2 separate regions of the Homo sapiens genome follow, and region 2 is linked to region 1. Evidence: chromatin loops called from intact Hi-C (ENCODE). Cell type or tissue: heart left ventricle. All regions are shown on one strand. Links, peaks and the distances in the headings refer to the core of each region. The heading gives the core; the rest is flanking DNA.

Region 1 (10,500 bases), core at 4,379-6,878:
GTATTTCATTGTGGTTTTGATTTGCATTTCTCTAATGATCAGTGATATTGAGCTTTTTTTATATGCTTGTTGGCTGCATATATGTCTTCAGAAGTGTCTGCCTATTCATTTCTTTGCCCACTTTTTAATGGGGTTGTTTTTTCCTGTGAATGTGTTTAACTTCCTTATAGATGCTGGATATTAGACCTTTGTCAGATACATAGTTCGCAAAAATTTTCTTCCACTCTGTAGGTTGTCTGTTTACTCCATTGATAGTTTCTTTTGCCGTGCAGAAGCTCTTTAGTTTAATTAGATCCCATTTGTCAATTTTTCCTTTTTTGCAATTTTTTTGGCATCTTCATCATGAAATCTTTGCCTGTGCCTGTGTCCTGAAAGGTACTGCCTAGGTTGTCTTCCAGGGTTTTTATAGTTTTAGGTTTTATATTTAAGTCTTTAATCCATCTTGAGTTAATTTTTGTATATGGTTAAGGAAAAGGTCCAGTTTCAATTTTCTGTAAATGGCTACTCAGTTATCCCAGCAGCATTTATTCAATAGGGAATATTTCCCCATTGCTTGTTTTTGTCAGGTTTGTTGAAGATCAGATAGTTGTAGGTGTTCGGTCTTATTTCTGGGTTCTCTATCCTGTTCCATTGGTCTGTGGGTCTGTTCTTGTACCAGTACCATGCTGTTTTGGTTACTGTACTCCTGTAATATAATTTGAAGTTGGATAGCATGATGCCTCCAGCTTTGTTTTTTTTTTTTTTTTTTTTTTTTTGCTTAAGATTGCCTTGGCTATTCAGGCTCTTTTATGGCTCCATATGTATTTTTAAAAGTTTTTTCTAGGCCGGGCGCGGTGGCTCACGCCTGTAATCCCAGCACTTTGGGAGGCCGAGGCGGGCGGATCACGAGGTCAGGAGATCGAGACCACGGTGAAACCCCGTCTCTACTAAAAATACAAAAAATTAGCCGGGCGCAGTGGCGGGCGCCTGTGGTCCCAGCTACTCGGGAGGCTGAGGCAGGAGAATGGCGTGAACCCGGAAGGCGGAGCTTGCAGTGAGCGGAGATCGCGCCACAGCACTCCCGCCTGGGCGACAGAACGAGACTCCGTCTCAAAAAAAAAAAAAAAAAAAAAAAAAGTTTTTTCTAGTTCTGTGAAGAATGTCAATGGTAGTTTAATGGAAATAGCATTGAATCTATAAATTGCTTAGGGCAGTATGGCCATTTTAATGATATTGATTCTTCCTATCTATGAGCATATGAATGCTTTTCCATTTGTCTGTGTCATCTCTGATTTCTTTGAGCAGCAGTTTGTAGTTCTCCTTGTAGAGATCTTTCACTTCCCTAATTAGCTGTATTCCTAGTATTTTATTTTTTTATTATGTATTTATGTATTTATTTATTTTGAGACAGAGTCTCACTGTCGCCCAGGCTGGAGTGCAGTGGCGTGATCTCAGCTCACTGCAACCTCCGCCTCTTGGGTTCAAGAGATTCTCTGGCCTCAGCCTCCCGAGTGCTGGGACTATAGGTGCGTGTCACCATGTCCGGCTAATTTTTTGTATTTTTAGTAGAGACAGTGTTTCACTGTGTTAGCCAGGATGGTCTCAATCTCCTGACCTCATGATCCGCCCGCCTTGGCCTCCCAAAGTGTTGGGATTACAGGTGTGAGCCACTGCACCCGGCCGGTATTTTAGTTTTTTGTAGCAATTGTGAATGGGAGTTCATTCGAGATTTGGCTCTCGGCTTGACTGTTGTTGGTGTATAGGAATGCTAGCAATTTTTGCACATTGATTTTGTATCCTGAGACTTCACTGAAGTTGCTTATCAGCTTAAGAAGCTTTTGGACTGAGACGATACAGTTTTTTAGATATAGGATCACGTCATCTGCAAACAGGGATAGTTTGACTTCCTCTCTTCCTATTTGAATGAACTTTATTTCTTTCTCTTGCCTGATTGCTCTGGCCAGAACTTCCAATACTATGTTGAATAGGAGTAGTGAGGGAGGGCATCCTTGTCTTTGTACCATGTTTCAATCCCACCAGCAATGTATGAATTAGGGCATAATCTCTTTTTTTTTTTTTTTTTTTAAGACAGTCTCACTCTGTTGCCCAGGCTGGAGTGCAGTGGCCCGATCCCGGCTCACTGCAAGCTCTGCCTCCCGGGTTCACACCATTCTCCTGCCTCAGTCTCCAGAGTAGCTGGGACTACAGGTGCCCGCCACCATGCCCGGCTCATTTTTTTGTATTTTTAGTAGAGACGGGGTTTCACTGTGTTAGCCAGGATGGTCTCGATCTCCTGACCTCGTGATCCGCCCGCCTCGGCCTCCCAAAGTGCTGGGATTACAGGGGTGAGCCACTGCGCCCGGCCCTAGGGCATGACCTCTTTAAGCAATTATTTTTAATACCCCATTTACTAGCCTTAATAAAATAGAAAATATATAACTACCTAGAGACATAATTTTTAAAAAATAAAAATAACTCTCACTATAATAGAAAAGAGAAAGAAATGAAAATAACATAATGAAATTGTATTTTAACATGTAAATTCCCAGGCATAGCTACACTCAAAGACATAATAAAGAAGGCCAATGCTTGCCTCTATTTGAAATTAATAAGACAATTTAAGAGAAGTAAAACTAGAAGCCATTCTGTATATGAAGTATAGGTAAATAAAAAAGCAGAAGTTTTGATAGACATAAGTAAAAACTAGTGTTATTTTAAAAAGCTAGTGTTAGAATAAGTATCAGGTCAGATCTGTATACACTAAACAAAGATAAAAATAACCTTAGTTGAAGTAGTGATAATATACCAAGATAAACTATAAACTACTGAAGTAGAAAAAATAAGGAAGCATGATGTTCTAGCAAATGAACCAGGGCTTTTTATAAGTATAGCACCAAAACAATTCCCAATATGATTTTACAGAAAACATATCTCCTAACTTAAAATAAGGCATAGAAAAGCTATGTAATAGACTTCGGGGACAATTTCAGAATGAGACTAAAAAAAGTATCAGGCAAGCCAAAGATGCATAATCTCAATGTGTAATTTTCACACCAATTCCTTATCATTGGCCTATAGTCAGCCACTGAGCTATAACAAGACACTGGCATTTCATGTGCCTCCATCAATTCAATAATATTTGGTTTTAAGTCTGCTTGTTAAAAGAAGTTTCAAATCTCTTGTTATATACTTGCAATTGGTTTTACTGCTTTTATAGCATAATTATACTATTACACTAAAACCCTTTTGACTAAATATATACTTGGATGTGTTACAATATTGAGCAGACAGAGAACAATGCTAGCCCAACCCTTCATATTATTTCCTCCAAAAAACCCACACTTTTGATTTGGCCCTAACGAGTACCAGTCAAACCCAACGAGGCTCCCTCTTTCTTCAGGCTTCTCTAATACAGTCCCCAACTTACAGCAGTTCAACTTATGATTTTTTGACTTTATGATGGTTTTATCTGGGTATTAAATGCATTTTCAACTTAGGATATTTTTGGCTTATGATGGGTTTATCAGGAACACCCCAAAATAAGTGGAGAAGCATCATAATAATAATGAGACAGGAAGAAAAGATGATAAAGCAAAACTAGCTTCCAGGCAAGTAAACAAATAGTAAAATCAATTAGAACAGATTGATCTAGGAAAGAAAGAAGCCACTCAGGCAAGCAATTATGGATACAAAAGGGCAATTAAGCAAACAAAACTATTTGAAAAGAGAGGAAGAAAGAAAAATATATAAGGACAATGAATTTGTAAGAATAAAAGGATTCTAATGGGACTAGAAATAAGATCCCAGTCTAACAAAGTTTGTATTTAGATTTTTTTTGCTTTTGTAGAAATTTGCTAAGTTTTGCATATATCTCGCTATGTTGCCCAGGCTGGTCTCAAACTCCCGGCCTCAAGCAATACACCTCCCTCAGCCTCCCAAAGTGCTGGGATTACAGGTGTAAGCCACTGTGCCTTGCCTGTATTTAGATTTAAGGCATCTCTGACTCTAAGGCCAGGATTTGCTAAACACTCTTCAAGTGTTTAGCAAAAAGACAGTTCCTTTGAGGAAAAGTAACAGTGGAAAGTTGGAGAGAAGAGAGGGAGGCCCAAGTGTGAGAGAATGGAAGGGAAAGAGGATGGAGAAGGGTATAAAAGTAATACAATTAGCAAGTTGGCCATCCGCACTAGCCACTGATTAATGACCAAGGTCCTAGTCCATCTGTTTAACACTGATGTCAAGTTCCTCAAAATATAATTTATACAACTCTGGAAACCACCCCTCCTGGGAAAACTACTTTTCTGTCTTTTGTTGAACATCTGTATAATCCCAGCTATGAAACCATCAAGCCTCAATTACTTCCAATCACTGTCACTGGGCCAGGATCTATCTACTGTTACCTATTAATAGATAAACTCTTCACTTTGCCTTAGTAAATATCATTGTACTAGATTCCCCAAAGGAACTTTTTGTAAAGTGCTAAGAGGACAATCTGAGATGTGGAGTTAGAGATGTCTTAAATCTAAATATAAACTTGTTAGACTGCGACCTTATTTACAATCCCATCAGAATCCTTTTATTCTCTCAAATTCTTTGTCCTTATATATTTTTCCTTCTTCCTCTCTCCTAAGACCTTAAGTACCAAAAAGAGTCAACTTAGGCTGCTCTATAGTGACAGTATTAGTGACAGGTAAAACAGAAAGACCAATTTACAGATGTGCACGCTAGAGGACATTATAAAAAAGAGTGCCACAGCATACCTAGGTTGTTTGAAGGGCAGTAGGAATGCTGCCTGTACCCCACTTGGCTTATCAGAGCACCTGAAATGTTCTCAGTTAGAAAAATCTTGAAACTTTTGGTTAGGACTTCATATTTACCGGATTCTCCATGTTAAAATGCAAATAGCCATGGAAATGTAATAGACTAAGTCTCTGACATATCCAATTGTTTTCCATTATAATACCAAGCTGACAACAGAGCCCTGGAGGGAATAGGACAGATAAGTACTGGTGAATAAGGGGCAGAAGAAAAATATGGTTTACAAAGAATTGCCTAAGGGGTTAAGTCTGAGTGAATTCCTGCCCTGGGTAATACTGGGCATACAGAGAAGGATATGAAATCCCTAGGCCCTGGGGAAAATGGAAGAAGAGGAAACAGAGATAGAGAAAGACTGAAAAACAAGAGAAGCTCAAAAACAAATTAACTATTTCACAATCTGTTTGTAGGCTAGCTGGATGGGCAACTTCCCCAGGGCATAGTCCGAGAATAGCAGCAATCCTGAATATGCAGCAACATCAAGCAATACTGAAAATCAGGTTCTATCTTTGGCTACCAGAAAGTCTGAGAAAAACAGGAAAGTAACCTCTTAGACTGGTACTTGCTAATGGAATGTAGCACATATATCAAGATAGGAGACTTCTAAACCTTTCTGTCCCTCCACTCACATTCCTTATTCCACCCCCAAATCAGGGGGAAAACTGGTGGGGGAGGGGTATGCAGAATAAAAAGTAGGCCTGCATAGTTTGAAAAAGCCCCCCAAATGACTTGACATATATTATTCCCCTATAACAACAAGCTCCTTCCTCCACCTAAGTTTAGTTAGACCCCAGTTCCACTAAAAGGATAAGCGAACCATCATACTTTCAGTCCAAAGCAGTTATTAAAATTATGTGATTTTTATTGCCACCTAGTGGAAGAGATAGAAAACCACAAGCTAAACTGAGGATAAGTAATCTAAATATATACTTGACATACTCTGACAGCCAAAGACAGTTTCTCAAAGTATGGTAATATGTAAGATGATTGTAAGTAGCACAAGAATAAATGCTATTTAAACTAGTTGGTATTTAATGCAATGCGTATTAGAAAAAAAGCATAAACAACACTTCAAATCCATCGTTTTACAAAGCTGGGTTGAGGCTAAATTAACCCTAATTTTAAAAAGTAAATAGATTTTTGAAGAAACATTCACTTATATTATACAGGTACTATTGAAGATATTGCCAAAGTCATAAGGTAACTCTAAAATGACTACAGTTTTGGAAATAGTTGTCCTAATCTGGTTCTTCAAATGGAAGATAATTTTCCCACAGTGTAGATGAGTTTTATTTATATATGTAATGTGAAGTAATCCATATTTTAACAGAAATAACAATGTTTGAAGGTACTTACATTTTTTCTCATTAAATAGTTTGTTTTCCTAAACAAATTATTCCACAAGCAAATTAGCATTTAGTACTGCTAAGTCTCTATATTTGCCTTTCTTAAAACATGCTTACCTAGGTAGTTATGCCATGATTGTAAATAGCTGATTCCCTCTCATTTCAACAAGTTTCATTATAGAAAATATATTGCCATTTAATCTACGCAGTTAAACAAATTTACAGAGAACTGTTTGAACTCCTGCCAACTTACTGTAATGGAATGCACTTTAATGACTTACATTCTGTTGTCACAGTGGTCAATTATTTATCACAGAATTTAGAATTTTCAAGAAAACCCTGAGCATTCAAGTCAGCATTCATTAGTGCTTATATTTACTGACATTGGATTATATAAGTAAGAATCAAAAGTCTTATTTCATTATCTTTTCTGATGGCCACTATAAATGACAATGATAAATTTCTCATGTGATAAATTTCACATTTCCACCTCTAGTTTTAAGAAAGACTAAAAACTTAAGTATGTGCGAATGAAAATAGGATTATCAAGATTAGCTTAAACCAACCATCTTTCATCTCTTGGATGAAGACCCATTGTGACTCAAAAAAATAAGGATTCTGTTGACATTAAGGAATAGGTAGGGTTGCTGATTAATTGTTGGGTGTCTACCTAACAGTATCTGCCACACCATCCCGCCTAAAGCACTCAGTTTCCCTCTGAGGGGGCAACCATCTTACAGTTTCCTATTTACTACCCAAAACTTCATTTATACATATTATATTTATTTATTTTTACCCAAATGGTGGCATACTATACACACTGCTCTGTACTTCAATTTTTCACTTAACAAAATAAGTTGAAGACTTGTTCCATTTTGATATGTAATAAAGCCACCTCCTTTTTAAGAGGAAAAAATATTCCATTGTATAAATGTGCCACAACTTATTTATCCAATCCTGTAAGAAATTTTGATTGCTTTTAATCTTTACTACTATAAAAAATACTGCATTACACAACCTTGTACACATACAATTTTTGACAATGTGAATTAATGCTTAGAAGTGAAATTACTGATCCATATAAACTTTGGAATAGGCTGCTGGCATTTTAGGGGGGAAATCACATTAAATTTATGGATTAAAATTTGAAGACTATGACATCTTCAGAGTCTTCCCAATGAGAGCAGAATATGCCTCATTTAATTCTTTTTATTACATCATATTTTACTGATTCTAATATACATATTTAAACACTTCTAATTAAGGATGAATCTCATAATCTAGAACACTTTTTCATCACTGCCAGAGCCAGGCGTGGTGACTCACACCTGTAATCCCAACACTTTGGGAGGGCAAGGTGGGAGGATTGCTTGAGCCCTGGAGTTCAAGACCAGCCTGGCCAATAAAGTGAGATGCAATCTCTGCAAAAAATAAATTTGAAAAATTAGCCAGGTGCAGTGGTGTGCACCTGTAGTCCCAGCTACTTGGGAGGCTAAGATGGACAAATTGCTTGAGCCCAGGAGTTCAAGACCAGCCCCAGTAACACAGCAAGACCCCTTCTCTACAAAATAAAATTTAAAAAAAAATTAGCTGGTCACAGTGGCATGCACCTGTAGTCCCAGCTACTCAGGAGGCTGAAGTGGGAGGACTGCTTCAGCCCAGGAGATCAAGGCTGCAGCAAGCCATGATTGCACCATCACACTCCAGTGTGGGCTACAGAGTGAGACCCTGTCTCAAAAAAAAAAAAAAAAATCACTGTCAGCAAGTGACAATATGATAGTAGTTATTCCTGATGGCATGACAGGTAACTGCCATCCGTGGTCATGTCAGACAAACCATTTAAGGACCATTTGAGGAAGACAGATGGGTCATGTTCTTGTTAGAAAACCTTTTGTGACATCTTCTGGTAAGATCAGGAAAGTGCAAGCATCAAAACTTAAGTGTCAGTGACCTGGAAGAAAATCTTTTCAGGAAATGTTACAGCACCAGGGTTCTTAATGGCACTAAGGACAATTCTGTGTGTGTGTGTGTGGTGGGGGAAACAACTATTTTGATGACTCTACATCAAAAAATAATTCAGAAGAATCATATTCTAAATGTGAGGTGTCAGTAATACCTTAATCAATATACTTTGTTTCTATTTTCATTTTTATAATTGCACAAGAAATATAGGATAAAATATCACATAAGTCCAAGAGTTCTCCCTTTTCCCTTTTCCCTTCCCTTCCCTTCCCCTCCCCTCCCCTCCCCTCCGCTCCCCACCCTTCTCCTCTCCTCTCCTCTCCTTTCCTTTCCTTTCCTGACAGAGTCTTGCTCTATCACCAGGCTGGAGTGCAGTGGTACGATCTTGGCTTACTGCAACCTCTGCCTCCCAGGTTCAAGTGATTATCATGCCTCAGTCTCCCAAATAGCTGGGATTACAGGTGTGCGCCACCACGCCCAGCTAATTTTTGTACTTTTAGTAGAGACCAGGTTTTGCCATGTTGGCCAAGCTAGTCTGGAACTCTTGGCCTCAAGTGATCCACCCACCTCAGCCTCCCAAAGTGTTGGGATTACAGGCATGAGCCACCGTGCGTGGCCCAAGAGCTCTTGCAGTAAATACAAAACAAAAACTCTAAGTCCTAAGAGGTTATTGCATCAGAGTTATGGGCAGCAGTTTTTCTTAGTGTTAAATTTTTTTAATATGCAATTTATAATCAGTAGCATCTCAGATTTTATGAAATCCTCTAAATCTTATTTTATGTCAGAAGCATTTTAGTTTCTCTCATATAGATTTTACACATTCATGTTAAGACCATTTCTTTTTTTTTTTTTATTGATCATTCTTGGGTGTTTCTCACAGAGGGGGATTTGGCAGGGTCATAGGACAATAGTGGAGGGAAGGTCAGCAGATAAACAAGTGAACAAAGGTCTCTGGTTTTCCTAGGCAGAGGACCCTGCGGCCTTCTGCAGCGGTTGTGTCCCTGGGTACTTGAGATTAGGGAGTGGTGATGGCTCTTAATGAGCATGCTGCCTTCAAGCATCTGTTTAACAAAGCACATCTTGCACCGCCCTTAATCCATTTAACTCTGAGTGGACACAGCACATGTTTCAGAGAGCACAGGGTTGGGGGTAAGGTCACAGATCAACAGGATCCCAAGGCAGAAGAATTTTTCTTAGTACAGAACAAAATGAAAAGTCTCCCATGTCTACTTCTTTCTACACAGACACGGCAACCATCCGATTTCTCAATCTTTTCCCCACCTTTCCCCCCTTTCTATTCCACAAAGCTGCCATTGTCATCCTGGCCCGTTCTCAATGAGCTGTTGGGCACACCTCCCAGACGGGGTGGTGGCCGGGCAGAGGGGCTCCTCACTTCCCAGTAGGGGCGGCCGGGCAGAGGCGCCCCTCACCTCCCGGATGGGGCGGCTGGCCGGGCGGGGGGCTAACCCCCCCACCTCCCTCCCGGACGGGGCGGCTGGCCGGGCAGAGGGGCTCCTCACTTCCCAGTAGGGGCGGCTGGGCAGAGGCGCCCCTCACCTCCCGGACGGGGCAGCTGGCCGGGCGGGGGGCTGACCCCCCCACCTCCCTCCCGGACGGGGCGGCTGGCCGGGCGGGGGGCTGACCCCCCCACCTCCCTCCCGGACGGGGCGGCTGGCCGGGTGGGGGGCTGACCCCCCCACCTCCCTCCCGGACCGGGCGGCTGACCGGGCGGGGGGCTGACCCCCCCACCTCCCTCACGGACGGGGCGGCTGGCTGGGCAGAGGGGCTCCTCACTTCCCAGTAGAGACGGCCGGGCAGAGGCGCCCCTCACCTCCCGGACGGGCGGCTGGCCGGGCGGGGGGCTGATCCCCCCACCTCCCTCCCGGACTGGGCGGCTGGCCGGGCGGGGGGCTGACCCCCCCACCTCCCTCCCGGACGGGGCGGCTGGCCGGGCGGGGGGCTGACCCCCCCACCTCCCTCCCGGACGGGGCGGCTGGCCAGGCAGAGGGGCTCCTCACTTCCCAGTAGGGGCGGGCCGGGCAGAGGCGCCCCTCACCTCCTGGACGGGGCGGCTGGCCGGGCGGGGGGCTGACCCCCCCCACCTCCCTCCCAGACGGGGCGGCTGGCCGGGCGGGGGGCTGACCCCCTCACCTCCCTCCCGGACGGGGCGGCTGGCCGGGCAGAGGGGCTCCTCACTTCCCAGTAGGGGCGGCCGGGCAGAGGCGCCCCTCACCTCCCGGACGGGGCGGCTGGCCAGGCGGGGGGCTGACCCCCCCACCTCCCTCCCGGACGGGGTGGCTGCCGGGCGGAGACGCTCCTCACTTCCCAGACGGGGTGGCTGCCGGGTGGAGAGGCTCCTCACTTCTCATACGGGGCGGCTGCCGGGCGGAGGGTCTCCTCT
Region 2 (2,500 bases), core at 1-2,500, 170 kb before region 1:
CACCACCACCTCTTTAGTCTCACTGCCTGCCTCACTTGGACTGTTACAGCAGCTTCCTAACTGATCTCCCTAAATCCATTATTTCTTAGCTCTAATCTATCATTCTACCCTGCAGCCAAAGTAATCATTTTTAAAAGCTACCTCATCCTCCTTTTTTTTAGACCCCTTATTATAAACTATCATAGCACCCATACTTCTCCTTCACAATACTTATTGGTTCATTTTTCATATTTATTTGTATGATTACTTGTATCTCTATTACCTAAGACAGTGCTTGGCACACAGTATATGAGCAACAGACATTTGTGGAATAAACAAATGCCCACTATGTAACGGTGACTGGGCCACATGCCAAGGAGAACATACAGATTAAGACACAGTCCTTTTCAGATAAACTAAAGCTGTGAACTCAGGTGAGTTACCCAAGCAACAGGTGACAGAACTGAGATTCAAACTCAGACCTGTATGCTTCCAATGTCCATACTCAAACTTTATGTATCCCATGAACACAAAAGAATTCTGCAAAATATCTACATATTAGTAAAAATGAATGGAAATTTGTTTCGTGTCTTAATAAAATACAAAATCTGCAGTTGAAATTGCAAGGTAAGAATCATCCTAGCATTCTAAGCTCTTTTAAAAGGTACAACACTGTTTCCCTGTTATTTTGGGTAATTATAGCTTACATAAACATAATGGTAGCCCATTCAAATAGTATCCATTTACATTCTTTATTGCAGAAAGTATTAATATGTCTTTATCTCATATAATTCACTAAAGTCTCCTATAATTCACTATAAGTCAGATAATTCACTAAAATATGTCTATGGCTAGCCTCATAGCAACTATAACACTTCTGCTACAATTCTATTTGACAGTCCAAAATTTCAAACTCCTCTGCTTTTACTACAACTTTAATTTACAAAATATTCAACCAAATTATGCTATCTTTCAAATCAAATATTTCTTTTTTTACTTTTTTCAAGACCCTATCTCACTCTGTCGCCCAGGCTAGAGTATAGTGGTGCAATCACAGCTCATTGCAGCCTTGACCTTCCCAGGCTCAGGTGATCCACCTCAACCCCCAAGTTAGCTGGGGACTACAGGCCTGCACCACCAAGCCCAGTTAATTTTGTTTTGTTTTGTTTTTTTGGGTAGAAACAAGGTTTTGCCATGTTGCCCAGGCTGGTCTTGAACTCCTGGGCTCAAGCGACCTGCCCACCCCTGCCTCCCAAAGTGCTGGGAATACAGGTGTGAGCTACAACACCAGGCCCAATTTTCATCCTTAATCATGAAACATGTGAGGATATGAAATAAGAGCAACCACCACAAAGCTCTTCAAGTGAGTTGCTCCTTTTTCTAGCAAATCTAGAATACGGACCTAATTAATTGACCAACCTAAAGAGCAAATTCCCTACTTCAGGCAATGTAAATCACTATCAATGTGATTCTAGACTTAATCCAACTGAAAATAAAATCTCTACCACAATCTCTTTACGGGACAGCAAACTCTGGCCTTCCAAAGCATGTCCTCATGATTAATCCTCCTTCCTCTCAAAAAAGCCTCATTCTCTTCAGAAGTGCTCCTGAAAGGCAAAAACAGAGCTACCAGCAATATCTACTTTTTTCTTTTTTGTTGTTGAGACATTGTTTCACTCTAGCTGCCCAGGCTGGAGTGCAGTGGCGCAATCTCAGCTCACCGCAACCTCTGCCTCCCAGTACAAGTCATTCTCCTGCCTCAGCCTCCTGAGCAGCTGGGATTATAGGCGTGAGCCACCACACCCAGCTAATTTTGTAGTTTTAGTAGAGATAGGGTTTCACCATGTTGGTCAGACTACTGATCTCGTGATCCGCCTGCCTCGGCCTCCCAGAGTGCTGGGATTACAGTCATGGGCCACCGCACCCAGCCCTAAGACTGCATTATAAACAAGATCCCAGGTGATTCCTATGCACATTAACTCTAGAGAAGCACTCATCTAGAAATTTCCCAAATCTCCCTAATGAGAAGAATCACCTGAGATGCTTAAGTATGTAGATTATCCAGCTATTTCTTAGAAATTCTGATTCATTAAATCAGGTAATTTGAAAAATTACTCTGGGTTAGTCTCATACAGCAGGTCCTTGAAAAAACCTCATTTCATTATAATGTTGATAAGAAAAAAAAAATTGACACCCAGCTGGGGCCTCAGCCTCCCAAAGTGCTGGGGTTACAGGCATGAGAGACCGCGCCCGGCCTTTTTTCATTTTTTAATTTTCCTTTTCCTACTCTCATCTTTGCCTCCTCTTTTACCAGAAGAAACATATGTAACCAAAGCCAGGCAGGAGGCCTACACTACTTTGTGTCAGGGATCATTTTCCTATATTACTACTTTCTAAATACTTCAGTCTTCAACTTTTTCCTATTTTATGCTGACAGTAACACTCACCCCATTCTTAGCCAGGCTAAGTTTATAATTGATCTCCCACAAGTCCACTGCAGTTGCTCAAAATAGCCCCTTAT

Evidence for each region. Peaks named below come from ENCODE experiments on the same cell type or tissue, not always from the same donor. Only the 100,000 strongest peaks of a DNase experiment are listed, where the experiment ranks them.
Region 2: it touches region 1 in a loop (4-fold over the local background); 3 of 110 quality-filtered maps call a loop at or near these places.

The regions. Positions count from the first base shown.
Region 1 is chr5:55,686,336-55,696,835 of GRCh38, forward strand. The region is part of intron 3 of SLC38A9 (solute carrier family 38 member 9); the gene reads right to left. Among named protein-coding and RNA genes, the nearest start is that of SLC38A9, 21 kb to the right of the region's middle. RefSeq lists an enhancer at 8,883-9,413. In heart left ventricle, for the core only: a CTCF peak has its summit at 5,680 (motif pointing left); no DNase peak of the experiment used is centred there; H3K4me3 peaks cover 419 bases; H3K27ac peaks cover 752 bases.
Region 2 is chr5:55,516,224-55,518,723 of GRCh38, forward strand. All of the region lies in intron 1 of PLPP1 (phospholipid phosphatase 1), which reads right to left. Among named protein-coding and RNA genes, the nearest start is that of MIR5687, 8.5 kb to the left of the region's middle. In heart left ventricle, for the core only: no CTCF peak of the experiment used is centred there; no DNase peak of the experiment used is centred there.